Linked DNA regions of Homo sapiens: region 2 is linked to region 1. Evidence: read pairs that join two places in POLR2A ChIA-PET (ENCODE). Cell type or tissue: OCI-LY7. All regions are shown on one strand.

Region 1 (2,500 bases):
ATAAGATTCCCAGCTGCCTAATTGAGGGAAGGGCTATTCAAAGAGGTGAAAACAGGGCCTCCAGAGCTGCTAATGAACTTCAGGTTCCCCAGGGCAATTTCCCACCTTGAGAGATCCCCCTTGAACCTGGTGCCGGCTACATAGGAGAGGAGATGGGACCTTGGGTGGGGCCCAGGAAGGGAGCTCTGCTTTAGTGGGCCCTTGAGGGGGCCCTGACCACAGACACTGGACCCCCCATTCTCTCCAGACCTGACCACAGACACTGGACCCCCCATTCTCTCCAGACCTGACCACAGACACTGGACCCCCCATTCTCTCCAGACCTGACCACAGACGTTGGACCCCCCATTCTCTCTGGACCAGCTGCAGAATGAGACACAATTGATGGCCCCCTCTTCCTCCAGGGCCCAGAGGAGGCAGCTGTAGGGTCAATGGTCTGCAGACCCTACCCAGGCTCTCCCCTCTGCCTCTGGGCACTGGAGGGCACAGCGCCCCTGTGCTGGCACCAGGGGCTGCCCTTCTTGGGTCCAAGAGGTGACCCCACCCTGGTCGGTGACCCCGGCCTCCTGTTTAGCCTCCCAGCCTGCAATGGGCTGTAATGGCCAGGGGCCGGGAGGGGCTAGCGGGGACTGCAGCTGGAAGCCCAGAAGCCCAGAAAGTGCTGCTTGCGGCAGGAGCACGTGCTGTCTGCTCCCCACCAGGGTGGGTGCTGGGCTCCCGGGCAGCAGGGCCTGGAGGGAGGGCATCCTGCTGCTGCTGCCTCTCACCATGGCAACGCTCCCTGCTGGGGCCTGCAGGTCGGGGTGGCAGGCCAGGCCGCCCTTCCCCCTGGCGGAGGGGCTGCATCCCTCCTGGGCCTCCCTGGTAGACTCAGGTCTGCCTCAGGCACACCCAGATACCGGGTTGGAGGGTGGGCTGTCGGGGCCGTGGCTGGCCCTGGTCTGTGGCCTGACCTGCAGGCATGTTTGCCCGCTGCCAGCCCAGCCCCAGCTTCTCTGATCTGGGGGGACATGAGCTGCTCCTCTAAGGGAGGCTCCAGAGGCAGGAGCTCCTCTGCTGCCATGGAGACTGTTTAATTCGCTGCCTCAAGGGCATGCTCAGTCCCCTGGGAGCCAGCCCCAAGGCATGGCCGCGGGGGTGGGCCTTGTCCTGGTGGCCGTCCAGGGGGCCCAGGTGGGCCAGCAGACGAGATGCTCCGTGACCGGAAAATGAATCCACACCTGCTCTGGGGCCAGGCCAGGGCTGAGGTCATCCTGTGACACTGGGGGCCAGAGAGCGGCCTTGGCCTTGCTCCCCACCCTGCCTCCAAGCCCCTGTCTGCCTCTGGGCTGCCAGCCTCCACCTGCCTGCGACGGTGGCCCCGGGGTGATGGCCTGGCTGTGCCCCATGCACAGGTGGTTCGTTAGGCACTCGGCGGCTATTATTAACCCAGCAGTGACGTCACCGGCAGCCAATGGGAGGCAGGTTTATTTCCAGGGCTGACAGCTTGATAGCGGTTAATTTTAGCTGCATCTTCTTTCCCGAGGCTCGTGAAACCCTAGCCAGCCAAAGAAGGGGTTGCCTGTGTCTCCCCAAACAGCTCAGGGATGGGTCCTGGGGGCTCTGGGAGGCGGCAAGGAGGGGCGGGGCCTGGGGGCTCTGGGAGGGGTCGAGGAGGGGCGGGGCCTGCCCCCAGGGAAGCCCTGATTGGCTGGTGCCCTCTTGACTCGCCATTTCCCCTCCCCCCACCCCCCCCAGGTTGTTGGTGAGGACGGCACTGTGACCAGGGACTCAGATGCAAGAAGAGGGGCCCAAGTCCTGACCTGGGGGAGGGCAGGGAAAGCACAGGCCACAGGCCCCCTTACTTGCTGCGTGTCCTTGGACAGGAATCTTGGCCTTTCTGTGCCCAGTTGCCTCACAGGTTCTCAAGGTCCTCCAGCCAGCCTTGTGGGGCCTACCTTGTAGCCTCTGTCCCCGCAGCCCCCATCCCCGCACACTGTGCACGTGCACGGCCCCCTGTCCCCCGTCCCCCACACTGTGAACTCACACAGCTGGGCGACTTGGCTGTGACTAATTAGGATGCTTGGTACTTGAAGTCATTTGGTGCTACCCGGCCATTGACAAGTGTTTTGCCTGCTTGTTGTGCTATGACAGAATACCTGAGACTGGGTAATTATACATTACTTAAATTTAAACATTTATAAAGTTTGCTTTATAAATTTATAAATTATTATAAGTAAACAGAAGTTTATTTCTCAGTCTGGAGGCCAGGAAGTCCAGGATCAAGGTGCTGCCATCTGGTAGGGCCTTCTTGCTGTGTCCTCACATGGGAGAAGGCGGAAGAGCAAGAGAGAACCCACTGCCATGAGTCCTGTTTATAGGGCACAAATCCATTCGGAAGGGCAAACCCTTTATGACCCAGACTCCTTCCCGAAAGCGCCAGCCCCCAACACTGTTGCATTGGGGATTAAGTTACAACTCGTGCACTTTGGGGACGTGGTCAGGCCACTGCCGTTATTCA
Region 2 (2,500 bases), 380 kb before region 1:
GGGAACGAGCGTCACAGAGTGGCCATGCAGCCCGCAAGGTGCCCCTGCTCCAGACGGCGGGGCCCCGTGTGCCTTCAGAACATCGGACAGTTCCATTCCCAGGCCTCTTTTCACAGTGCAAGGGTCTGTCCTGGCCCCTAGTGAAGGCCCCGCTTCTATCCCCTCCAGCTCCCTCCAGTGTCCACCCACATGGGTACATCCCATCAAAGCAAAGCTCTAGGGCCTTGGCGTCTGCAGGACAGGCAAAGGGCAGCAGGCAGGATGCTGTGGCTGCAGGGATACTGTTGGGCCCACCATGACAGTCAACACCTGAAGTCGCTGGCCCTCATCCAGCTGCCACCATAAACACAAAACACAGCAGACTCTGACATAACAAAGTCCAAAATGCGAACCCACAGCCACCTTATCACGGCTCCTCCCTCAGTGAAGCCAGGGAACTCGAGGCTGAATGGAGATGGGCTCCCAGGACCATCTTGGCGTTACCAGTGCCAACCTGGAGAGCTGGCAAACCCAGCCAAGCCCTGAGTGGCATCTGGGATGACTGGCGCCAGAGAAGGCACAGGCTCCTCCTGCTCCCACTGGCGGCACCAGGTCCCAATGATGGGCCTTCCGGAGCCCTTACTCACAGGCCCTCCCACCACTCCCTGCAGAAGGCCCGTGTGAGCTGAGTGCTACTACTCTCCAGCCCCCAAACAGTTGACAAGAGTGTGTGACCCACCAAGTGTGCCCTGGCAGCGCATCCCAGCGCAGCTCTCTCATGCCCGCCCCCGGCCCAAGGCCTACCAGAGGATGCACTTTCTTTCTTTTTTTTTTTTTTGAGACAAAGTCTCGCTCTGTCACTCAGGCTGGGGGGCAGTGGTGCAATTTCAGCTCACTACAACCTCCGCCTCCGGGTTCAAGAGATTCTCCTGCCTCAGCGTCCCAAGTAGCTGGGATTACAGGCACCCACCACCACGCCCTGCTAAATTTGTCTTTTTAGTACAGATAGCGTTTCACCATGTTGGCCAGGCTGGTCTTGAACTCCTGACCTCAGGTGATCCACCCGCCTCGGCCTCCCGCAGTGCTGGGATGACAGGTGTGAGCCACTGCGCCCAGCCCGCTCGGATGACAGGTGTGAGCCACCGTGCTCAGCCCAGAGGATGCACTTTCCCATCCAGGCTCCGTGCAGCTGGAATCATGGCTGTTTTTAAATTTTTTCTTCTTTTATTAATAAAACACCAGTTATAAGTAACTAATGACCTGCTATATTTAGTTTCAAAAACACAAATTCTTTTTTTTTTTTTTTTGAGACAGAGTCTTGCTCTGTAGCCCAGGCTGGAGTGCAGCAGCACCATCTCGGCTCACTGCAAGCTCTGCCTCACGGGTGCACGCCATTCTCCTGCCTCAGCCTCCCGAGTAGCTGGGACTACAGGCGCCCGCCACCACATCCGGCTAATTTTTTTGTATTTTTGGTACAGACGGAGTTTCACCGTGTTAGCCAGGATGGTCTCGATCTCCTGACCTCGTGATCCGCCTGCCTCAGCCTCCAAAAGTGTTGGGATTACAGGTGTGAGCCACCGTGCCCAGCCCAAAAATACAAATTCTGAAGACATCTTTAACCTTGATTTTCCCTGAAATAACAAATGCATAAAACCATGTGAACATTCTGTGGTTCGCTGAAGCAAAGTCACCTGCAGCAGAGGATTCTAAAGCGCTCACAGCACCTGCATTTGTGCCTAAAGAGTGGGGATGGGGAAGCTGCACCTGCATTTGTGCCCTAAGAGTGGGGATGGGGAAGCTGCACCTGCATTTGTGCCTAAAGAGTGGGGATGGGGAAGCTGCACCTGCATTTGTGCCCTAAGAGTGGGGATGGGGAAGCTGCACCTGCATTTGTGCCTAAAGAGTGGGGATGGGGAAGCTGCACCTGCATTTGTGCCCTAAGAGTGGGGATGGGGAAGCTGCACCTGCATTTGTGCCCTAAGAGTGGGGATGGGGAAGCTGCACCTGCATTTGTGCCTAAAGAGTGGGGATGGGGAAGCTGCACCTGCATTTGTGCCCTAAGAGTGGGGATGGGAAAGCTGCACCTGCATTTGTGCCTAAAGAGTGGGGATGGGGAAGCTGCACCTGCATTTGTGCCTAAAGAGTGGGGATGGGGAAGCTGCACCTGCATTTGTGCCCTAAGAGTGGGGATGGGGAAGCTGCACCTGCATTTGTGCCTAAAGAGTGGGGATGGGGAAGCTGCACCTGCATTTGTGCCTAAAGAGTGGGGATGGGGAAGCTGCACCTGCATTTGTGCCCTAAGAGTGGGGATGGGGAAGCTGCACCTGCATTTGTGCCCTAAGAGTGGGGATGGGGAAGCTGCACCTGCATTTGTGCCCTAAGAGTGGGGATGGGAAAGCTGCACCTGCATTTGTGCCCTAAGAGTGGGGATGGGAAAGCTGCACCTGCATTTGTGCCTAAAGAGTGGGGATGGGGAAGCTGCACCTGCATTTGTGCCCTAAGAGTGGGGATGGGGAAGCTG

The links. ChIA-PET counts read pairs that join two places held together with the same protein. Peaks named below come from ENCODE experiments on the same cell type or tissue, not always from the same donor. Only the 100,000 strongest peaks of a DNase experiment are listed, where the experiment ranks them.
Region 2: POLR2A ChIA-PET joins it to region 1 with 6 read pairs; 2 of 35 experiments call an interaction of 5 or more read pairs at or near these places.

What each region holds. Positions count from the first base shown.
Region 1 is chr20:63,501,175-63,503,674 of GRCh38, reverse strand. LOC124904955 (a long non-coding RNA gene) reads right to left here. Exons shown (of 2, transcript XR_007067719.1): 2 at 2,207-2,350. LOC105372725 (a long non-coding RNA gene) reads right to left here and starts at 1,617. Exons shown (of 3, transcript XR_937004.3): 1 at 1,221-1,617. RefSeq lists enhancers at 850-1,355, 1,356-1,861. In OCI-LY7, no CTCF peak of the experiment used is centred here; a DNase peak (open chromatin) is centred at 1,444; H3K4me3 peaks cover 566 bases.
Region 2 is chr20:63,879,677-63,882,176 of GRCh38, reverse strand. The region is part of intron 4 of TPD52L2 (TPD52 like 2); the gene reads right to left. Among named protein-coding and RNA genes, the nearest start is that of DNAJC5, 14 kb to the left of the region's middle. RefSeq lists enhancers at 367-536, 1,078-1,247. In OCI-LY7, no CTCF peak of the experiment used is centred here; no DNase peak of the experiment used is centred here; H3K27ac peaks cover 125 bases.